Regions from separate parts of the Homo sapiens genome. Here all the other regions are linked to region 1. A link is a loop called in an ENCODE intact Hi-C map of the cell type or tissue named here. Cell type or tissue: Caco-2. All regions are shown on one strand. Links, peaks and the distances in the headings refer to the core of each region. The heading gives the core; the rest is flanking DNA. Region 1 has its middle 4.3 kb from the start of CCND1. Region 2 has its middle 44 kb from the start of LINC02953. Region 3 has its middle 5.7 kb from the start of MYEOV.

Region 1 (7,891 bases), core at 477-2,976:
GGGACAACTAGGAAGGCCGGCAGGCCACACGCAGCCTGGGGAGACCACGAGAAGGGGTGACTGGGGCGCGGCGACACCCCATATCCAAGCCGGCAGAATGGGCGCATTTCCAAGAACGCCACGAGGGCACCCACGGGCGGACAGACGGCCAAAGAATCTCAGCGACTGCATCTTCTTTCATTTTCATTAACACGTGTAAATTGCAAGAACTAATTTAGCATGCAAGGACGGGGAGGACCGGGCACACAACCCCTGTGCAAGTTTCATTCCGGCGCACAGGGGCGTCGTTGCAAATGCCCAAGGGGGTAACCCTAAAAGTTAAAGGGATTTCAGCTTAGCATGCGCTCGCTCAAAAAATAAAATAAAATAAATGCCCGAAAATTCCAGCAGCAGCCCAAGATGGTGGCCAGCATTTCCTTCATCTTGTCCTTCTAGCCTGGAGACTCTTCGGGCTGCCTTCCTACCTTGACCAGTCGGTCCTTGCGGGGGTCCCCAACTGCACCCCCTCCCTTCCCGTGCCGGCAATTTAACCGGGAGAAACACACCTCTGAATGGAAAGCTGAGAAACAGTGATCTCCATTCTGACTCATTTTTTTTAATTAAAAAAGAAATTAAATTGCTGGAAATATTAGTCCCCTCTGCCTGGGACAAGACCACCGAAGGTTCCTAATTGGTTTTGTTGGGGGTGTAGACGTCCCTTCACCTTTAGAATTTGCCCTGGGACTGAATTCGTGAGCGTGAGGGGGCTGGCAGGAGCCGGCATAATTCAGAACAATTATCAATTAAACAAACGAGTGTACTGATCTGATTTTTAGCAAAATCGATAGGTGTTCGTGGTTACATGAGAGGGTCCCCAATATTATCGCAAACTTAAGCAGATGTAAATTAAAATACACAGTTTTTAAAATTACAGGTTCTGTCTCTTTGGTGCATTAAAAAATAAAAGGACATTTTACTGTCTTAACTTTTGTTTTTATTTTTACAGTACCTGCCCCAAATTAAGAAAACTGTTCATTTACTTCCTTTTGAATATAGTTCAGTGTCATCAAACCACCGTACCCTCTTAACAGTAAAAGCTCAAAGAAAACTGATAGAAAAAGCCCTCTCCCCTTCGCCAGGGTGCTCACAGCAAGATGCGACCCCCCCCACCCCCACCTTTCAGGGTGAATTCCTCCCGCGCCCCCTCCCCCGCCGGGAATTAGGATTACTAATATTCCGGGTCCTGGGGGGGTAATTACCCCCGGATTCCGCATGGGGAGCGATGGGTTGCCCCAGCAGGGAGCACCTACGGTCGTGCCCCCCCCCACTCCCCGAGCACCCACAATCGCGTTGGCCCCCGCATAGCCAAGCCTCAGAGCATCAGCCCGCGCACAAGGGCGGCCCAGCTGCTTTTTCATTCATAAAATCCCGACCCGGCGGCCGCCTGGATGATTTATGGGGCCCGGAGCTATCACCCGGCCTCTCCCATCCCGTGGGGCGAGGGGCCCCGAGCCCCGCGTGCGCCCTGGCCCAGCCCGAGGCGCGAAGCGGGCCGAAGTCGGCTAGGGGCAGCAGGGCATAAAGAGGCTCGCCCACTCCGGCACAACCGGCTCTGGGTCCAGGAGGGAGCTTCACCCCCCCATCCCGGGCGCAAGACAGAGGAAACTGGAATTAGCATGAGCCAATGGGGGCGCGGCGCTGTTACTAGGCGGACCGGGCAGATCTCGACTAGGAACTTCGTTGATTTCCCGGCTCAGGGACGAGCGCAAAATTGCAAGCCCGGTTAGCGAGCGTAAAGAGCCGTCCAGGAACCCGCGGGGGAGGCGCTGGAATTTGGGGCCCGGCGCTGGAATTTGGGGCCCGGCGGGGAGCGCCAGCTGCCCAGCCCCCACCTGGGGGAACCCTGCTTGGCGGCCCCCGGGTCCCCCGAGGGGGCCAATACCTCTGGGCTTTTGAGGGTCATTGCTTCAAGAAGCGCAGAGAAAGCATTTTGATTTTATTTTTTCCAAAGAGAAAAGCAACTTTAAAAAACTTTTCGGTTGCAGTTTTACTTTACACTGTCTTCTTAAAACCCACCACGAAGCAGGAACTGCGGATTCTGGGCTCATTTAAAGTGCTCTGTTCTTATTTCTTGGTGACCATTTGGAGACAAAGGGCAAGTGGCCCAGTCGGGAGGGTAACCACGTTGTTTGAAAGAAAATCCAAAATTAACTGAAATCACCTTCACGCTTTCCTCGCCCCCTGGCCCCCGCCCCGGTGACCGCGGCCTGGGCGGATGGTCGGTCAGGAGAAAGCGAATTCCGCTGCAGGCGCGTGTTCGCCACCGTCCCTGGCTGTGGGAACCTTCATTCAGGCGGGGGAAGGGAGCGCGTTCATTCAGGAACCGGCGCGCCGCGACGCAGACCCCGGGACTCAGCGCGGCTGCGCGCCGCGGGGCTCGGGGCTTGGGTTGGGGGCGGGTGGTGCAGGGACCAGTCCCGACCTTTCGCCAGCGACCTCCCGCACCCGCTTTTCCACCAGGGCGGCTGGCGGGCGGGCGCACCCAGGTGGGGTCACCTGCAGCCGCATACCTGGCGGCGACTTGAAAGGACTTGGCTCAGGCTCCGCGAGTTTTCCATTGTTAAGCCCTTAAGTCGCCCGGGAAAACGCTTCCGAAAGCCGGCCCCTGGGCTCCGAAGGCGCTCGAGCTCCCCTTCCCCCCACACTGCTTGCTTTTGGGGTGCGCGTGGCGGCCCACGTGCTATGGCAGCTCTGCTTCGCTTACGTAGCGCCGATCCCAGGCGCCCCAAAACTGCGAGGTGGGCCGGGGCGAACTCCGGCCCCAGTGCCCACCCGAGACAGCCACACGCTCGGCACATGGACAGCCGCACCGCCCCCCCCATCGCCCCAACCGCAGACGTGCGTTTCCGCTCCAGATCAATTAGTTTCAGCCACACACAGACCACCCTGCCACCGCCCCTCCCGTGCCCCAGTCGTCTGTCCGGCGGGCTGCGGGGAAACGAGACCCCTCCCCTAGCTCCGAGGGCTGCCGGCAAGGTGTGCGCTGGAGTTAAAACGCAAACCCAACAGGTAGGGGGGCGGCCCTGGCTCCAACGACGCATCTGGGATCCCGAGGCTGAAGGCGCAACTCTTGAGGGTTAAAGGCGATTCTAATTCCTCGACTCCCGCCCCTCAAAACGCATCGGCTGGTACCCTGAGCAATATGAACCCCCAAATCCACCAGAGATTCCCTGGCCTTCCGGCCCCAGCCCCTCTCAGACCAAGTGGTGGGGAGTAGGCGCCCAGATCGAGAAGAAAACCACTTCCGACCACAGGAGAGAAAGCTGGCTGGGGGTGACCTCGGAGGTCACGTTCGGCCCTCTCCCCCGCAGTCAGGCCTGGCCGCGGCCCACCCGAGGCTGAGCAGACCCCCGCGTCGGACGGAGACGCAGGGCTTCGCTGCGGGACTCGCGGGGCCTAGGAAACCTGCGGCGGCGGCTCGCGGGAGCCGGTTTTCCGGCGGAGGATCCGCGCTGAGGCCCTCGTGGGCTCCCACGGCATGCCCCACTCCGGAACTTGCCGCGCCCTCCCCCGCCCTTTCCGGAAGACTGCGGGGAGGACCCCGCATCCCCGCGCCTCTCCAGCTCGCTCCTCAATGCCCTTGGAACGCTTGAAAGCGCTTCCATCCCTCGCTTTGGCACTTGGGGGTGGGTGGAGGGACAGCGGGGTCGTTATTACGGGGCGCCTTAGAGTTCTGGTTATCCGGACACTCAACAAGCAGGGGAGGGGAGGGAAAGGGAGTTTTTTTCCAGGTGCGGGGAAACGGGTTGCGTACCTAATGCCCCGCGCCCTTCCCCTGGGGTCCCTGGAGCCCGTGCCTTAAGGGCTGGGGGCAGGACTCGGATTCGGACCCCTTAGGGAATTCTGGGTCCTCAGGGTCTGAGGGACTGATGGGCCGCGCTCGGTCCCCAAGCCCCTTCTGTGTGTTCACGCGGGGCACGACTTGCCCAGCGAGTTCTGGGCGGCAGGGCCAGGGCCGGGGTGCGGCTGGGAGAGGTGAGGGGAGGAGGCGAGAGCGCGCGCCGCCGGACCCTGGGCCGTGGCTCGGGAACCGCGCGAGGCCGCGCCGCGCATTCCGCGCATTCCCGCCGGGCCTCGGTTCCACCGCCACGTGGTTGCCCTGCGTCCGCGTTTACCGTAAGGCTTAGAAAAAGCGCGCATTACGGTTCCGGAGCGCATGCGGACCTCCCAGGACGCTTAACTCGAGCACCAGTCCAGCTGTGGTGCCGAACATACTCCTTCCCTGCGGGTAGATAGGGGCTGCTTTTTTACGTAATAAGGCGGGTTGTACTGCTGGAGCGATAGCATGTTCATCTGTAAAGACGGGCAGGAAGGAGTGTGCTCGGCCCTACTGGAATCCGTAATAAGGCGACTGTCCGGCTGAAGAAAGTGACAGAACCGGGCCGTGACCATTCCACCTTCTCAGCGGTGGTAAAGCACCAAATAGCAGCTGCAGCCTTCCGATGGCGTCCAGTGCACTGTGGCTGGAAAGCTCGGAGCAAGAAGGTGCTTAACAAATAGGAAAACGTCCAGAAACTGCCTATAGCTACATTTTATTTTTTTTTTCTTGAGGGTCACTTTAAGATAAAGAATCTAGTGCATCCCTGGACCCTGAGGCCGACCTTAACCAACAGGATGCCTGCCTGGGCTCATGAGGTTCAGGGCATGATTGGGGCCCCCTGAGACACAGGCTAGGTTGTGTTGCCTCCCCAGGCTTGGATAAGTCAGAGGAATCCTTAGGCCCCTCCTGGACCATCTCGCTGAATCCTGACTTAGAGAGCTGTCTCTGCTATCCTATGGGAGAGAGACAGGTTATGTGCCCTAGGGTGGAGGGGGCTGCATTGGTCCCCATGCTTCTAGACACACTTCTAGCCCTGAGCAGCACCAGTTCACCCAGTCTAAGGGAAGCATGGCCATTTGCTTTGAGGTCCATCTCCTGTAGGGTTTGGAGAAAAAGCCTTCACTCACCACCCATCCTCATCTTCTCACTTCTATGAGGTGTTTCCTCCAGCCAACTTATAGTTTCACACACTTAATCTCAGGGAAATGCGTTTAATGGTAAGGAAACCGAGGCACAGAGAAACCAGGTGCCTTGTTCAGGTTCACAACATTGGCAACGGTGATGGTCTGTAGCCATTTCATGGACACTGTCAGAATAAATCCAGCTTGCTTAGAAGCTGGTAAAGATAAAAATCTACTTTTTCAAGAATTCATGCAAAGCCAAACCACTTTTTTTTCCCTCAAAATTTCAGGCAGGTGGCAGCCACATTTATGAAACTGAACAAGAATGTCACATACAGACCTACATCTGCCACTAGTTGTGTGGCCTTGGACAAATCTCTGTCCCCATCTGTAAAACGGGCTGTGATCGTTTTCTTCGCAAGGCCACGGTGAGGAGTAATTAAGGTAATATGTAGAAAGCATTTAGCACAGGGCCTGGTGAGTGTCAAGGCCTGCTCGATTTATTCATTCATGTATTTGTTCTTATGCAGGATGAAGGCCATGTGCCACACGCAGTATGTGGAATTAATTACACATTTCAGTTTATATGCAGAAAGAGGATTTTACAAATGACTTTATAATCTGTCAGCTTGCTTCTCTATGCTGACTTCTCCTGAGCTGTTTGTGGACATGAGATTTAAATCACGGAACAAACTTTTACATGAAAAAAAAAAAATAACCCCATGAATCCTTCCTTCTTTCTTCTCCCCTAACTCTTCTTTCTCTTACTCTGCAAAAGGAGTAGAAATGTTGATTTTAAAAAGAAGCACTTTAATTAAGGGCACAAGTGTCAATGCCAGGATGAGAGGCAGAGCCATAGGGAGGGTTTCTGCTGGCCCCAGAGGGTCGGTAGCCCAGGGCTCTGCCCTGTCTCTGGATGGACTGGCCAGGTTCCTGGCACCCATTGTGTAATAGGAGCCATTCTGCTCAAGCGGGAGGGGGCAGTCACAAGGGACGCTGGCCAAAGGTGTGGGTCAGTGAGTGTCACTGCTGGAAACAAAAAGACACGACTGTCAAGAAGCTGCCAAGGCCATGTGAGCTCAGGGCCTCGACACGGCCTGCCAGGCCAGCCTCTGCTCTTAGTATCTTGCTATAGGGAAGGGAGAGGGGGCTCCTGGGACCGCCAGCCTGGAAAGCATTCCTTGGGCCCCCAGGCTCTGAGCATTGGTTCTCTGCTGGCCCTCCGGGCTGCGGGTTGGTATACTTCCAGGCAAAGGCAAAGGAAGCCTGAGGCCTTCCCTTAGCTGCCTTGTCCTGGGCACATATATCGTTTACTCCCTCCCTTTTGAGTTATTGAAAAAAAAATCTCTGGAATCCCTTTTGTAGCATCCCAAGAGGGGAATTATAGCTGCAAGAAGGGAGCCACTGAAGGTTATTGAGGGCCAGGGGCGTGGGGCCGGAGCAGCTTGCTGGGAAGGTGAACCTGGGCTTCTCCAAAGGGAGACAGATCCTGGAGCTCCCTTGCCCCCCCAGGCCTCTGCCTTTTAGTTGTCATCTGATGAAGCCAAGCTTGGAATCCACCCACCCATGAATTCCCATGCGAGCTCCAAGGTGCTAGACAGAGGCTGTTTGGAAAGAAGAGATGAGAGATAACGACAGTAACTGGGGAGATGCAATGTAGGGGAGTCACGGGAGGAGGCAGCGAGTCACACTTCCAGGAGTAAGGGGTGGGCAGGGGAGAAACAGGGAGGAGATGGGAAAGTTAGGAGCCTCCACAGGGAAGCAGCCCTTCTCCCTAGACCCTGGCTGCTCCCTAGACCCCGGCTATTCTCTGGGCAAAGATACTGGTGAGCCCTGCTGGCGGTGATGGCGTGGCCCCCCGAGACGCTTACTGTGCTCTCCACCTGCCCTGCATCTTCACAGAGGGCATCTAATTCAATCTTCATGGCAGCTCCAAGGAGAGGCCCTTTATCCCCATTTTACAGATGAGGAAACCGAAGCCCAACACATCATTCAGCTGTGGTAGAGCTGAGATGCCTTCTCACTCTGACTCCAGAATGCAAGGAGAAAAACGGTAAACTCCAAAGCACCTAGAAATGGTAGGGTTCACCTTTTTATTTTTTTGAAACCACTTTATTGAAAAATAACTTACATACCGTAAAGTTCACTCGTTTAGAGTATATAGTTCGATGGATTTTGTTATGTTGGACAGCCACCATCACCATCTGAGAACATTTTCATCATCCGCCAAAGAAACCCTGTACCCATTTGTAGTTATTCACCCTTTTCTTCCCCCTTTTCCCCAGCCCCTGGCAACCACTAATCTTTCTCTGTGGATCTGCCTTTTCTGGACATTTCCAACAGATGGAATCATATGCTATGCAGCCTCTTGCATCTGGCTTTTTCCACTTAGCATCACGTTTTCAAGGCCCACATGTGGCATGTGTCCATGGTTCATTCCTCTTTATGGTTGAATACTATCAATCGTATTGATAGACCACATTTTGCTTATCCATTCATCAGTCAATGGGCCTTAGGATGGTTTCTACCTTTGGTTACTGTGGACAATGCTGCCGATGAACACAGAGGTACAAGTTTATGTGTGGATGCTGTTTTCATTTCTCTTTCACAAGGCTTATCATTTTTTTCCCCCTAGATACAGGGTCTTGCTCTGTTGCCCATGCTGGAGTGCAGTGGCACGATCATACCTTACTGTAGCCTTGACCTCCTGGTCTCAAGCAATCCTCCTGCCTTCGCCTCCCAAGTAGCTGGGACTATAGGCACTTGTCACGTCACCCAGCTAATTTTTTAATTTTTGTAAACATGGGGTCTCACTATGTTGCCCAGGCTGGTCTCAAACTCCTGGGCTCAAGTAATCCTCTGGCCTTGGCCTCCCAAAGTGCTGGGATTATAGGCATGAGCCACCACACCT
Region 2 (7,891 bases), core at 2,372-4,871, 260 kb after region 1:
TCAAACTTTTCCTGGTGAAAACAGGGGCTCATTTTAGCTTCAACATCAGGGCATCTACACACCATTGCAAATGCAGAGGAAGATTAAGGCTGGGCATGTCACAGTGGGGGGCTACCCCTGGAACCCACTTCCCAGGAACAGTGCACAGGGGTGCTTGGAGCCAGGCTGCTGCCCTCCGGCATGGGGAAGGGGCAGCTGGAGTGCCCGGTTCAGAACCTCGAGCCCTGGCAATGCTGCTTCTGGCTGGGAAGCACTGGGAGAACCTGAGCCGGCTTGGGCCTCAGTTTCCCCTCTGCAAGCTGGACTCTCCAGAGAGCCCACCTGTCTGGGTTGGTGTTGTGTTCATGGGATTGTTGGGAGGAAGTATGGGAAGCCCCTTCCACGGTGCCCAGTTTAGGTGAGTGTGCCATAAATGATGGCTTGTTATCTGAGTGTCAGCACCACAGCTCTTCAGGAAAGCCCCCACTGGGGTGCTCTGCAGAAAATAAACCTGAAGCTTCAACTGGGCTCAGCATAAACTGTCCCCACAGGGACTTTCAGACACCAAAGTGACTCCCTGGCCCAACAGGGACCACTGTTGAGTGGCCCAGATGAGCAGGAATCTCCCTCACGAATCCATGCAGGAGGACCAAGGGCCCCAGGACCTGTGGGCAAAGAGCCCAGGCTCCTCCAGGGTTTCTTATAGCAGGAGGAGGAGGAGGATGCCTGGTGGCCCCATTGATAACAGTTGGAGACCCCGTCTCTCCATCCCCTTCTTGCCATCTCTCAGTCACTCCTTCCCCACAGCCTGGCCCTTAGGTGGGCTGTGAGGGGGCCCTGGGCACGGGATTGAGAGCAGCCCAGGAGCAGCGGCCCCCAAGTTGTTTTTCCCAATGCAACCTTTTTCCAATTAGAATCCACAGGCCTCTAGTCACTTAGACCTCCCAGAGGGCAGGCCACCTAGGGCAGCGGAAGGCGATAGCTTTTCCTGGGTGTGCTGAAAGCTGGGGCCACCACACCAGGCTCCATCCCCTGAACAGCAACCACTGTCCTCTTTGAGGAGGCCTGCGTTTTGGCAGAGGTGCTGACAGCTCCCAGCTAGGTCAAGGGCTCTCATCTGGCCTCTCCATCTCCTCCTCCTCAACCTCAAGGTGAGACGACCGCGGATGCACAAGGTGGGACGACCGCGGCTGCGCAAGGTGGGACAACCGCGGCTGCGCAAGTTGGGACGACAGCGGATGTGCAAGGTGAGACGACCGCAGATGTGCAAGGCGGGACGAGGGACGACCACGGATGCACAAGGTGAGACGACTGCAGATGCCCAAGGTGGGGTGACCACGGATGCCAAAGGTGCCCTAGGTGGCAGAGGACAGCATACTTTGTGTTTTCTTTTTTTAACTTTTGCTTTTACTGTCATTGGATATAGGCTTCCCAGGAAAGCATGGGGCCTCAGGCAAGGGGACCCTCTGCAGCTGACAGCTGTGCGTTTGGCAGGCCAGTCTCTAGCCCCTCCAAGCCAGCAGTGAGAGGCACACAGTTTGTGATATGTGCAGCAGATCCCCGTGGTCACGGCCCACTCCCACACCTCCTTGCTGCGAAGTGGGTCCCTTAGCCTGACTTGAGGCTCTGCGGGCTCCCAGGCTGGTGGATCACACACTCAGTAAGCCAAAAGGATGGTGCCGCTGGGGGGCTGGGACAGAAAAGACAAACTCTGACCTGAAGTTTGTGTCCACTTTAGTCCAGATGAATCTCCGATCTTTCAAGAGTTGAATATAGCCAACTGGCCAAGCAGCCAGCTGGCCTCAAGGGAGGGGCTTTACAGGGGACATTCAGCAGACAGTAGCTAGGTCAGCCTTAGTAAGTGAGGGCCCATCCTTGCCATCTCGGCTACCCTCTCCAGTGATCCATGGTGCCGGCCCTGGCATGGCCAGTGAGACTGACTGATGACAGCTGGTTGGACCACCTTGCCTACCTGATTGTTCAGTGCCTGTTTGGTGGCAGATGCTTCCTGGAAGGAGCGCAAAGACCTTCCTCTTTAATTCCCACTCCTGTACGCCCATCCATCAACCTCTGCTCCAGGCCTCTTGTCCCTCATCTTTCTCCTTCCGGGCCCCTGATGAGCTGGCCAAGCCATTCACTGCTGCCTCTCAGCCCCGGTGTTTTGACCTCAGGCTGCTCCTCTTCCCACACACAGCGGAGGGCCAGGTGCATTGCCTGAAGCTCTGCCCATCAGAAGTATTTGTGTTTCTTTCAAGGTCATCACTGAGCGAAGCTGTGGTTCAGCAGCTATCCACCTCAGGTTGTGCTCACCATCCATAAGCCATGCTCCAGCTTTTTCTTCTCTGGCGTCTGGCCCTACCGAGTTTACATGTGTCCCTAGATGTGAGCTGAGGGACACTGGAGCCGCAATGGTGAATGAGGCAGGGTTCAAGGACACCTGCTCATGCCTGCTAGTCCTCCTGGTGTTCCATCTCAGGTGGCCATCCTCTCTTATGATGCAGTCTTGCCAGGCACATCCAACTTATGATGTGGTGGAGCTGATAGAACCCAGCTAACGATGGGTGGCTGTGGCCACATGCTCCCCAGTCCTAGGAGAGGGAGGGACTGTGGCAAGGATTTGGGTGGTGAATGAAGCACTGGCCCCCAGGAAGGGGAGCCCAAGACAACCTCTGGCTCTCAGAACAATGGTATCGTGTCCAGGAATGCTCAGTGCTGAGTCCTCAAAACATTCATTCATTCATTTATCTAACAGCTCCCAAAACCGACTTTGTGACAGGGTCTGAGCAGAGTCCTAGGATGCAGAGAGGAATTCAGCCTAGTCCCTGCCCATGATGAGAGACAGGCAGTGAGAGTCACAGGGGGACAGACACCTTGTGGAAAGGAAAATCCAATTCAACTCACCCACAGTTTGAGTTCCCACCCAAGACTTAAAGCCTGGAAGACTTCCTGGAGGAGGGAGTGGTCTCTGAGTCTCCTGAAACTGACAAGCAATCCCTTCCAGATGGATTATCAATGACAACCGCATCACTGAGCACTCACTGTGCTGAACCATTTCCGCCCATTTCCTGTTCAGTCCTCACAGCAACTCACGGGCGGCCTTTGGGGCGAGTGGACCTGGGCTTGAATCCCAACCCTGGCTCTGATAGCTGGATGATCTTGACAAGCTGTGTCTTCATACCCCAGCGAAGGAACGCGAAGTTCAAGGGAGATACAGCTTGTCAGGGTCATCCAGCTATCAGTGCCAGGGTTGCGATTCAAGCCCAGGTCCACTTGCCCCAAAGGCCAGGCCCTTAAACCGTGGTGCTTTCTGGTGCTGTTCACCGTGGACGCCTGGCTCTCATCTCCGAGCCTGGGGCAGGCGCACTTCCGGTCCCTCTGCTGGCGGGAGAGTCATGTGACTGGAGCTGGCCAATGAGTTGCAAGGGGAGGAGTCGCGTTATTTCCCAAGCAGAGTATCTTATTGCAAGATTTCCCCGTGCTCCCCTGCCCTCTGCATATCTGGGAGGCCCCTGCAGGTGTGTGGGGTACACGTTGTGTGTGTGAGGAATCAGCCTTTGCTGTCTGGAGCTGCCGAAATTTGGCATCCTCTGTTCCTGCAGCACGACTTCCTCTATCCTGACTGATGAACACGGCTGGAGTCAGGCCTGCTGAGCCAGTGATTCGGGCGTGGCCTGAGTATCTGCTTGCTTGAAAACAGAGCCTTGGGGCTTTGACACAGGCCACATACAACGCCTGTGCTGGGTGGTCCTTCATCCTCTTGCAATGTGACCACAAACCCTGACCCTGTGTGATTCCCAGCCACGCATCTTTGGCGTCTCCTGCCTGTCCTCCTCCGTGTCTGCTCTCCATCCTCCTGTTGTGGTCTCCTTTGCAGCGTGCTCAGGCCCCAGCACGGCAGCTCTCCTCTGAGATTCCTGGGCCGTCAGGCAGGTGGGCCTGTTTGAGGTGCCCGGCAACTAAGGCCTCGTCCTGCGGACAGTGACCTTGGCCCTCGGCAGGCAGCAAGGAGCTGCCCTGAGAACGTCTCCTGTGTGCCCTGGGCACGTGGGTCTCTGCCTCCCAGACAGGATTCTCTGGCTGCTGTGGTCACCACAAGCCCAGCGGCCTGCCCCGCCCCTCCCCATGGACTCTTCCTTTTGCGCCACTCACGGTTGTGTCTGCTCTGTGCTCCCCCCGACCCAAGCCCAGTTCTGGACTCTTTGGGGCTATAGGAACTTGGAATGAAAGTTCCATGCCTGGTCCTCCACGCTGTCTGTGTAACCACCCACAGGGGCCTGCAGCATTTGTGTACACTTCCTGGTACAAGTGAGTCTGGTGGTGGTTTTGGATGGGGATCATTTACAGCAGTCCCGAGCCAGGAATCCAAAGCCCCTTTTGCCCCCTAGGGCAGTGGCTCTCATTTGTGGCTGCTGGGGCCACTAAGTCCTGAAGTTGTTTGCGAGCTCCAGATTCCAAGATGGCAGCCAGGTGTCTGCGGCCCTGGCACCAGTTGATCCTCGCTGGGTGGCTCTCCTTGGGGTCTGAAGCTTGATGCCATCAGGCCAGAGCACACTAGTGGCCAGAACCATTGGGCATCCTGACTGGCCCTTCTGCTTCTGGCCCGACCAGCCACTGGGGTGAGCTTGGCTGTGCAAAGCCTCCCTGCTCCTCCCAGGGGGCCCCGATCCTGCTGGAGGGAGCATTCTGGTTGCCCTGGCTCTGAGAAGGTTGCTTTGAGAGCCAAGGAGGTCACGAGGCTGGGAAGTTGCCCCAGGAATGTGCCCACTGGCTGTCCAGCCTTCCTACGCCTCACTGCCAGTGAGTGGCCACTCCAGGCCGGCCCCAGGGCAGGGCAGAGACCAAACCCCATGGCCCTGTCTGCAGACCTGAGTGTGGTCTGGCTTCCCAGCTGACCGAGGTTGGTCCCCACATAGTCCCAAGTTCCAAGCAGAGCCACCCAGGGCCCCTTTGTGGGCTCTGAAAAGACAAACAAACAGCTCCAACCGGTGGAAACATCTCTGACTCTCCCAGTTCAGACAGCCTGGGCCAGGACATAGAGAGACCCCAAAGGGAGCCGCTTCAGCAGCAAACAAGCCACAGCCTGTGTGCAGGGAGCTGACCAGACGCCCTGCAGCCGCCGGGAAGCTGGCAGAGACAGATGGCGTCTGTGCTCAATGGGGCACACAGGGAGCAGAGGCCTCCGCTGGAGCCCACCCGGCCACCCGCCCGGCAGAGGCTCCTGGGCCGGCCATGCAGGCAGGGAGAGGAGCGCCAGGAGGTGGGGGATTGGCCTGCCATGAGGCCCGCTGCGTGCCCGGGCCCTCCTGGAGTCGGGTTCCTCATGGTACCAGCAGCCATGGATCGTTGTGACAGCAGAGGAAAGGCCAAGGCACCCCACACAGGCCTCCCTGGCACAGGGAAGGCGACGGGGGCCGGTTCTAGTTAGAATCTGTCCTCTCGGTCTGGACCCTTATTAGTTAAGTGCTAATATTTTATCAGTACCTGATATGAACACCTGCATGTCAGCCACTGTTCTCAGGGCTGTCCCTGCTCTATCATCTCTTGGACTCCTCAACAACCCACAATGCAACATCCGGTGATGATTCTCACTTTGGGGATAGGGAAACTGAGACCCAGGGGAGCTCCATGACAGTGCCAGAGAAATTCAATCTCTGGCCCCAGTACTCTGCCTCTGCAGTGCTCTTGCTGAGCCCCTCCAGGGATAGTGCCAGCCAAGGAGTTTCATTTTTTCTGAGTCATGTTTTAAGAGGAAGGAAAGACCAGGCGCGGTGGCTCACGCCTCTGATCCCAGCACTTTGGGAGGCCAAGGTAGCCAGATCGCCTGAGCTCAGGAGTTCGAGACCACCCTGGGCAACATTATGAAACCCCGTCTCTACTAAAATACAAAAAATTAGCCGAGCATGGTGGCATGTGCCTGTAGTCCCAGCTACTCAGGAGGCTGAGGCAGGAGAATCGCTTGAGCCCCAGAGGCAGAGGTGGCGGTGAGCCAAGATCATGCCACTGCACTTCAGCCTGGGCAGCCGAGTGAGACTCCGTCTCAAAAAATAAAAATAAAAAATTAAGTAAAAATAAGATGAAGGAAAGAGAGCTTTTCATAAAGTTAGAAGGGAACCCATTCATCAAGCACCTACTGGCTCTTGGGCAAAGATTCTCCTCCTCCTGACTCCTGCCACCTCAGCGGCTGTGGCCTCACAGTCCACACAGTCTGTACTTCCTGGGGCCCTACTGTGTGCGGGATGGGAGCCATGTGCTTTCTGAGCCTGGTCCTACTTCATCTTCTCAGCAATGCTGTCAGGCAGGACTTTGTTTTTTTTCTTTTTCTTTTTCTTTTTCTTTTTTTTTAAGACAAAGTCTGTCTTTGTCGCCCAGGCTGGAGTGCAGTGGTGTGATCTTGGCTCACTGCACCCTCTGTCTCCCAGGCTTAGGTGATCCTCCCGTCTCATCCTCCTGAGTAGCTGGAACTACTGGTTAAGTTTTGTATTTTTAGTAGAGACGGGGTTTTGCCATGTTGGCCAGGCTGGTCTCGAACTCCTGGACTTAAGGGAATCTGCCCATCTCGGCCTCCCAAAGTGCTGGGATTACAGGCGTGAGCCACTGTGCCCGGTGGAGAGGGATTTTTGTTCAGCTTTTACAGATGAGAAAAAAGAGGCTAGAAATGGTTCACCTCGTGTGTCTGACTTTAAAATGTTGAGGGAAGATGAAAAGGGAAGGGCAGGGAGGATGCTGAGTAAGGGGGTGGCTATCCGCTGTCTCCACCTCTGCGGGGAAGGAGGGTCCTTAGCCATGCCCTGTCCCACAGTGACCAGCCTCGGCAGGTGTGGCGGTACTGAGCTTTGAAACGGACAGGCGTGAAAGCCAAACCCCAGGGGCACTGTGGTCCTTGTCACACCAGGTGCTGATGATCCTAACCTGGTTCTGAGCTCCACAGGGGTGTGCACCCCGCACCCTGTGTCCAGGGCTCACCCGGTGCCTGTGTGCAGAGGGCAGGGGCCCTGTTGGGATGGAAGGACACAGAAGCCCTGTGCCACCAGCTCTTGCAGGGAGAGCATAGCCCTCGCCAGGCCAGTGGTCCTGATAGCTCGGGTGCCAGCAGATGCAGTGTGAGCTCTGGAGGGCTCAGCGGATCTTCAAGGCTTCACGACGCCCCAAATCTCAGGCCTCAGGAACGGGAGGGCTCAGAGTAGGGCAATCCCAATTCAGGCTGCGTGGGGTCCCGGCTCAGGGAGAGCAAACAGGGAGAGACAGCAGCAGCTCCAGTGTTCAAGAGAGCAGGGGCGTGACCATCCCAGCCTCCAGAACCGCCTGGCCCAGGGCTCTGCACTCAGTAGGTACCAACTAATGCGTGCCAGGGAAGGAGCTGATGAATGGGGGCTGCCTCCCTGTCCAGTCCAGGCTGTGCCTCCCCATGGGTTTCCCCGGGGCACCTCCGCGAAGCCCAGTCCGGCTTGTGGTAGAAATGGCTCTTTCGTGGACCCGTGGCTGCTCATGTCCTTCGTGTGTGTCCAGCACGGGACACCCGGCCAGCCGTGTGGGTGACAGAAGGAGGTGCCCCACCCTGAAAGGACCCCTGAGCCCAGACCTCTATGGGACCTTTTCTAGAGATCTGCCGAGCGCAGGTCTTCTCCCTGGGAGCCTGGAAGGGGAGCAGGAGCCTGTGATCGAGGGAAGCAAACCCCCTGGCATCTCCAGGGAGAAGCCCATGGGCAGGGCGTTTGGGAGGGAGGCAGCCACCGTGACATGGGACATCAGGCACCTGAGTCAGTAGCCCCAGGCAGGTCCCAGCCCTGGGAAGTCGGGGTCCACAGTGGCCCCTGCTGGGTTAGGTGTGAGGCATGGGGGCGGCTGCGCCCGTTGGGTGCTCTGTGTTACAAAGGGGCTGGACGGTAGAAGCCTTGGCCATTCTGGAGTCGCA
Region 3 (7,891 bases), core at 2,850-5,349, 350 kb after region 1:
ACCTCAGTTCTTCCTGGCAGATCCTCTCCAAAGAGCCCCGTCTGAGAGCAGATGGAAGGAGGTGGTGTCAGGAGATACCTTATCTTACTTTTGTCTGCTGTCAGCATTCCAACAACCCTAGATTATTTTGGCACCCCGCAGTGTCACTCAGTCTCACCATAGCCTCACTCTAATTATCAAAGCTCATCTTTTGGGCTGATATCTGCTTCTGGGACTCCCAGTAGCCCACCTGGGTCCTGCTGGGGAGGACTGTAGAAATCTGACTGCCCCAGGTTGATTTTCTCCCTCTGTCTTCAACATTCAGATTGCCAGCCCACCTGTTAAATCATGATGAGTTGGTGATGGTGATGGTGATGGTGATGATAGTGATGATGGTGATAATGATGGCGTTGATGATGGTGATGATAATGGTGATGATGGTGGTGATGGTGATGGTGATGATGGTAAGGATGATAATGGTGATGATGATGGTGGTGATGATGGTGATGACGGTGATGGTGATGATGGTGGTGATAATGATGGTGATGACGGTGATGGTGATGAAAGTGGTGATGATGGTGGTGATGATGGTGAGGATGATAATGGTGATGATGGTGGTGGTGGTGATAGTGATGATGATGATGGTGAACATGGTGAGGATGATAATGGTGATGATGGTGGTGGTGATGATGGTGATGATGGTGGTTATGATGATGGTGATCATGATGGTGAAGATGATAATGATGATGATGGTGGTGGTAATGATGGTGATGATGGTGGTCTGATGATAATGTTGGTGATGATGGTGATGATGGTGGTGATGATGATGGTGATGGTGATGATGGTGGTGATAATGATGGTGATGGTGATGGTGATGATGGTGATGATGGTAATGATGATGATGGTGATGATGGTAATGGTGATGACGGTAATGATGATGATGCTGGTGATGATGATGATGATGGTGGTGATGATGATAATGGTGAGGATAACTTGTACTGAACATGCACCACATGTCAGTAGTTTTCCCACACTATTTCATTTAATCCTCATGACAACTTTATGGCTAGGACTACTGTTATCCCCATTTTACAGAGGAGGAAACTAAAGTGTACAGTGGCTCAGTCACATAGCAAGTTAGCAGTGGAACCTAGGGGCACCCAGGCAGTTGCACCAAGACCTGCTCCTAACATTACCCTATACTGCTTTTGGCTCAGCCTACAGAGCTGTCTTTGTGACCCCTTCTCTGACACTCCTCCTCTGAGCCAAAGGGCAGCTCCTCCCATCATCCATATCAGTCTGACTGCTCTTTCGCAGTAAGACACAATGAGGAAGCCAAAGACTCTAAAGGGAGGGGCACAGGGATGCCAGTTTCCCTCAGAGCACTGCCAAGGAGGGACCACAGCTCCAATGGCGTGGGCATATGATGTTCCACCTGCCACAACTCCATGCCCAACTCTCCTGCTCTGAGGGATCAGGCTTGGCCCTGACCCTTCTGCCTGTGAGCAACTGGTGAGCAGCCAGCCCAGGTTGCAGCCACCAGCATGTGGGCACTGGTCAGCACAAGGCATGTCTCCTGTCCAGTACTCAGGGCCTCGCTGGCCACAGTTGGACTCTGAAAGATTCCTGATGTGGACTCAGATGTGTTTGAGCCTAAAAACATGCTTTTCATTGGTCCCACCCTACTTCAAACAAAACAGAAGCCTGGGTTGTTCTAAAAAACCATGCACAGCTGCATCATCTATTGCCCAGGCCCCAAGGGTCAGGTTCTACCAAAATTTCTACCTGCATGATCCCATTTAACCTTCCAGCTGCCCTGCCAGTGGCCCTCACTCCATTTTACAGATGAGTAAACTGAGGCCCAGAACAGTCATGCTGCCTCTTCAAGGCCATAAGCCGTTGGAGATCAGAGCCAGGATTCTGAACCAAGGCTATGTGAAGCCAGTGGCCCTCTCCATGCCCCACCCCAGCCCAATATGGTGCGATCTTCTTGGGAAAAGTAAGAACTGATGCTGAATTAATTTTTAAAATTGTGGGAGGCAGAATTCTATGATGGTCCCCAGACCCACACCTCTGGTATACATGCCCTACATAGTCCCTGCCCCTGTGAATATGATGAACACTCTATGATAGGATTGTGTTTGATGGCACTGTTGACTTGTTCATTTTGAGAAAGGGACACTAACCTAATGGGCCTGACCTCATCACATGAGCCTTTTACAAGTAGGGTGTTTTCTCCATCTGGTCCTCAAAGTGGAAGTCGGGAATTGGACGATGAGAACCACTGCTGATTTGGAAAATGAAGGGGACCACATGGCAAGGAATGTGGGCAGCCAAGGGAGCTGAGAGTGGCCCCAGCCAACAGTCAGCAGGAAACAGGGACGTCAATCCTACAGCTGCACCTGCAAGCAACTGCATTCGGCCAACAACCCGGATAAGCGTGGATGCAGACTCCTCCCCAGATCCCCCAGAAGGAGCCCAGTCTGCCTGACACCCTGATTTTCACCACGTGAGACCACGAGCAGAAGACCCACAAAGCAGTGCCTGGATGTCTGACCTGCAGCACTTTGAACTTGCAACTGGGGTTGTGGTAAGCTATTGAGTTGGTGGCGATTTGTTATGCCGATAGATAACTAATACGGGTATGCCTGCAGGTGGTCTCCGGGGGATCTTTGAAGGTCATGGCCAGTGGGGCCTTTCCTCAGGAGGTTCCTGAGGCTTGGGTTCCTCCTGGGATGGGGGCAGGGGAGCCGGTTGCCTCTCCACCCAGACCTGCTTGGGTGCTGCAGAATTAGCAGGTGCCACAGTGAGAGCATGAGCTGTGGAGAGCAAGAGGGAGGCCTTGGTTCAAATCACTGCCTTGCACCACCTCTCTGGGCCTCCCGTTCCCCAACAGTAAAGCAAGATGGATGCCAGCAAGTTGTGAGTGAGAGAGTGAACTAAGTGATTCATTAAAAAGTGCGTAGCTCAGTGCCTGGCACAGAGTACGTGTTTAAGAAGCCCTGGGTGGTGATCAGATGCTGATCTCGACATTGTGTTATGATTATCACACACATGACAGAGGGTGTCCAGGCCAAGCCCTATAGCACTGAAATAGGTACCTGCCTCTCTGCCTTGCTGGCTGGCACCCCAAGTAGGAATTTCTCCCGCAAGGAGCAACACAGAAGGCTGGCTGGAGGCCCCTGCTGCTCCTGGGGCAGAGAGGGACCCTGTCCATTCACACTGGTAGAGCCACCTACCAAGGTCCTCCAGAGCCTTGCAGAGGGGTTGAAGAAGGCATTCCTTCAACAATTGTAAAAGGTGCATTTTAGAAACCAAGAGGGTCTTGCTTCTGTGAGTCGGGACTGAGGGTGAACTGGACACCTGGCCCTGTGCCAGCACTGTCAGAAACAAAAAGGAACCAAATCCCTGTTTCCATGCATTCTGGGAGAGAGACTCAGAGACAATGGCTGGCAGGGGATGGGCACAAAGGTGAAACTCAGTCGTTCTGTGATGGGCCCCAGGAATGGAGCAAAGGAGAGAGATTCTTTGCATACAGGTGGTTTACAACACAGTAAACATCTCAATGCAAAGCATGGGGCTTTCTCAGTGCAAAGCATGGGGCTGTCCGAGACGATGCCGGAGCTCGGAGGAGCTGGGCCAGGGAGGGCGGGGGGCTTTGCTGTCAGTGCTGCAGAGCTAGCAGAAGCTTTCCAGGCTGCGCAGGCAAGAGGAAGCAGCCCAGGCAGAGGCAACAGGTGGATGCAGAGGCCGGAGCAGACACGGCAAGTCAGGGAGCTTCGGCTGCTCAGCATGAGTCATGCCCACCTCCCTGGGTCAGAAGCCCCTGGACCTTGCTTCCGGACAAGATTCGTGTCCCAACTTTGGTCCCTTCCAAGACTTACTCAGACGATGGCTTAACTGAAGTGCACTATAGACAGTGAGCCGGCAGCTACATGGGGCCCAAGGGAGAGGCTGGAGGCTGGGAGCGGCACCATAAAGCTAGAGGGTGTGGTTCACAGGTCTGGGTTTAGCTTTCACAGGTGTCTGAGGCCATCGGGTGACCCGGGCAATGGGTGGGGATAGTGTGGGTTCTTATCTCAGGACATGTCACAAGCTACTCCAGGCCCTTGAGATAAGAAAGTTCAATGGCTTTGTCCAGTTGCTTTCATAATTTTTCCTCAAACACCACTTCAGTTTCAATTTTAGAGCAGCACCTGCTCAGGCCCGGCACACAGGCTATGTATTGGTTGTGCCATGCTGTTCTCGTGGCAGACATAACTAATTGATTGCAGAATCCTCACTTTAATGCTCAGGCAACTGATGGATTCAGGGTGTTTGGGGTCTGAATCACTCTTCTGAATTAGATGAACACCTCACCTTATCATGAAGCCTACGTGAAGCCCACCGGAGTCCAACCCTCCTTTCTGCTCTCTGGCTACTTTTGGCCAAGAGAGTTGGAAAATTGTGGTAACTAGCACAAAGGGAGGATGAGACAGCTGTCATCCTCTCTCTGTCTTTGTCTATCACACACACATAGAAATGGAGGCAGAGCAAGGTTAGGTGCATGATTTATCATCTGAAGCACAGTGACGTACATGGTGCACATGGTGGTAGTTACTACAGTTTTCCAGCTATCTCAGCCAAGAGGGCAGAGAGGAGGGTCAGACCCTGGTGGGCTGACCAGGTGGGTGCCAGTACCTGGCACACAAAAGTCGCTCCACCGATGTCGGAGGAACATCTATGTGACCCAGCCACCTCTTGACCAATCCTCCCCGGTACCATCTCTCAGCCAGTTCACATCGCAGCAACGTTTTTGGCCCCTCTGGTTTTCATCTCTTTTCCCAGGAAGTCGGGGGAGGGTGGTGGCGTGGGGCATTGTTCATTAAACGGTTGAAGAGCTAGGGCCTGGAGAAGTTTTCCTGGGGTCTTTAAATGACTGCTGAGATGGATTTCTAGATAAATGCAGAGTGAGCATTTGGAGGTGGGGGACTAGGCTCTCCCAGGGCTTTCAGCTCCCTCCCCCCACCCTCGCCTCCACTCCTTCCTCTGGGAATTAATTGGTATCAAGAGAGAACTTTCGGAAATGGCCATGTTTAAAAGGCCCCTGCTTAATGTTCCCTTTAATTAGAATGGGTTTCACTTGACACCGTTTTTGCTGACCCACAGGGGAGGGCGGCCCTGCCCGGTGACTGCGCGGCGACCCAGGCATTCCCGCGTCTCGGTTATGCCCTGTTTGTGAGCTCACTCAGCAGAGTTCAAAAGAATGGCTTTTTCTGCAGCAGAACAACTGCCAGGGTCCAGAGAGTCACTCCCCTCAGTTCAGGCACCTCTGTGGGAACCTGGGCCCGGGACATTCCTCTGGAAGGAAGAATGTGCACGCGGGCATCGGGGAGGGGGCCTGCTGAGGGCAGTCTCTCAGCAGGCTCAGCAGGCGGGGCATGAGCCCCAGGAGGGCCAGTCTCGAGAAGGGCCCCGGAGCTGGAGGCGCAAGCAGGGTGGGCACGGGGCTCGCCCCCAGGGCTCCACCAGCCAGGCCAGGAGGTTGTCCCCTGAGAGGGTGATGCTAGCAAAGTGGGCCATGGTGGCAAAGGCCAAGAGCTGGGGAAGCCCAGGGGGGCACCTGATGCCACCCAGGCAGGGCCAGCAAACTCCCCAGGGAAAGGTCTCTCTAGAGCAGGACGTTGAGTGAGCCTGGATGAGCTCGGCTGTGCTCAGGCAACAGACAGGCCCGCAGATCTCAGAACCTTCACGCTGCAAAGGCCCATCCCCACTCTCGTCACGCTGTCACAGAGGCCATCCTTGATGGGTGTCCCCTCAGCATTGGCTCGAGGATCTGGGCCGCCTCCAGCCGTGGGAAGGAATGCAGAGCACTCACATTTGGTTCCAGCCGCCGCAGGCTGGGCGCGATGTACAGGCATCGAGTTCCATGGTCTCGAGGAGACTGGGAAGTGGGGCCTTGAATCCTCTGAACCCCGGAAGAGGCGACGGTGTGGGAAGCACAGAGCTCTGTCACTGGCCCATTTCTGAAGGGCTGGAGAAGCAGAGGGAGCTGCGTGTGCAGAGGCCTGGAAGCGGGAGAGGTTTGGGGAAGCACAGGTGTTCAGGATCCCTGGACTATGAGGGGCGAGGGATGGAGGGATGCAAAGAGGTGAGGTTGGAGAATGGGGTGGGGGGAGCCAAGAAGTTTCTGGAAGGCTATGGCGAGCAGCAATGACTTCATCAGGAGGGCTGTGGGAGCCACTGAGTGTTTTCGGCTGAGAGTGACATGGTCAGATTTGACAGGAATGGGCCTATAGGAACAGCCCTGCAGACCCCCAGCAAGACCCCCTGTGAGCTGGGGAGGCCCCATCCACTGTCCCCTGAAGCTCTGGCTCAGGCTGAGGGGCAGCTGCAGGGTCGTCTCGCTCCCAGAATAAACGTTGTTGCCCCAGGCGTCTGACGGAGCGGTCAGTCAGGAGCACGGAGGACTCCTGCTAGGCCAGACTGAGGCAGGGCCTCAGGGCAGGGACAGGTGGGGGTGAATGTGTGTCCATGATTGCAGAGGCCCACAAAGAGCTCCTCCAGGCTCACTGCAGAGCCTCGTGGGGAAACCAGAAGAGAAAAGATGGCAGCCCTGGCCCCAACCCTGACACAGGCCTTCCGTCATCCCGGTCCAGCGGTGAACACCGCGGCCACTTCCTCAGGTCCAGGGTGGACACGGGCATCTGTGGAGACTGCTGAGGCAGTGACTGGACTCCAGCTGGAGAAACTTTGTTCCCTGCAGCCCAGGGTCATCATTCTTAGCCATTCACTCATTCACTCATTCACCCAACAAGCGTCCATTCAGCACCACCATGGGAGCCACCGCTGACCCCAAAGGACACAGTCCCTGCCCTCGTGGAGCTTATTCTAGTGGGAGAGGCAGACTCTGAACAGGTGGGGAAGCAAATCAACAATGACAAAGTGTGTCAGTGAGGGGAACGGCCAGCGAGGGGCAGGAACAGAGCCCCTCATCTGCCCGGGAAAAGCAGTGCAGAGGCTCTCTGGGGAAACCCTGAGATTGAGAAGGAGCCCACAGTGTGGGATGGAGGCAAAGCCACTCCCAGCAGGACGAACAGCACATACAAAGGCCCTGGGGCCAGCAGGACCTGAGTCATTGGAGGCACTAGGAGGGATGCAGCGAGGCTGGTGCATGACAGCCAGGGCAGGTGTGTCCAGAGAGGCCCCGTGGCGGCTCGATTTCAAGACTTCAAAAGGCATCGTGTACAGAATGGGCGACAACAGGTGAGGATGGAGGCAGGGAAACACCCAGGCCTCCAGGGCAATCTCACTAGGCTCAGCATGAGCCGTGCCCACCTCCTTGAGGAAGAAGCCCCTGAGCCTTGCGCCAGACAGGATTCGTGTCCCAGCACTCGTCCCTCCCAAGACTCACTCAGGTGGTGGCCTAACTAAAATGCCATCATCTGAGTAAGTCAGGTGGAAGGATTTGAGAGACCCCTCAGAGGGAAGATCCACCCCTGGTCTTGGGTGATGAACTGGGTCCATGTGTGTGGGTGCAGGAGAGGAGGGTGGGGAGGTCCTGGACTGAGCACCTGGGTAGACAATGGCCATTTGCTGAGGGGGGAAGCAAAGACAGGAATGAGGGGCAGTGAAGCTGAAACCAAGAGCCCAAGGGGGGAATGCCAGGTGCGTGGTGCCCACGAGCCACCCACGTGAGGATGCAGGTAGAGGTCAGCTGTCCGGAGCTCAGGGGACTGGGCTTACTGGAGATTTGGAAGGAACCCTTTCAAGAAGCTCCCCACCATGGAAAGACAAATTCTCCATCTCTATATGTATTAGAGGAATAAAGCCACAAAAGCTCAAGGGGTACTTAGCTCCATGGAAAGGGTGGAAACCATCATTATCCCAATTTTCCAGATGGGGAAACTGAGGCACAGAGAAGCTCAGCAAG

The links. Peaks named below come from ENCODE experiments on the same cell type or tissue, not always from the same donor. Only the 100,000 strongest peaks of a DNase experiment are listed, where the experiment ranks them.
Region 2: a loop joins it to region 1, with 6 times the contacts of the local background. A loop is called at or near these places in 4 of 110 quality-filtered maps.
Region 3: it touches region 1 in a loop (8-fold over the local background); 93 of 110 quality-filtered maps call a loop at or near these places.

The regions. Positions count from the first base shown.
Region 1 is chr11:69,632,902-69,640,792 of GRCh38, reverse strand. No RefSeq gene overlaps it. Among named protein-coding and RNA genes, the nearest start is that of CCND1, 4.3 kb to the left of the region's middle. RefSeq lists enhancers at 874-1,812, 1,813-2,753 and a silencer at 2,566-2,769. In Caco-2, for the core only: no CTCF peak of the experiment used is centred there; DNase peaks (open chromatin) are centred at 1,662 and 2,482; H3K4me3 peaks cover 2,500 bases.
Region 2 is chr11:69,377,973-69,385,863 of GRCh38, reverse strand. No RefSeq gene overlaps it. Among named protein-coding and RNA genes, the nearest start is that of LINC02953, 44 kb to the left of the region's middle. In Caco-2, for the core only: no CTCF peak of the experiment used is centred there; DNase peaks (open chromatin) are centred at 3,383 and 4,723; H3K4me3 peaks cover 1,207 bases.
Region 3 is chr11:69,284,497-69,292,387 of GRCh38, reverse strand. No RefSeq gene overlaps it. Among named protein-coding and RNA genes, the nearest start is that of MYEOV, 5.7 kb to the left of the region's middle. RefSeq lists an enhancer at 3,477-5,658. In Caco-2, for the core only: no CTCF peak of the experiment used is centred there; a DNase peak (open chromatin) is centred at 3,997; H3K4me3 peaks cover 535 bases.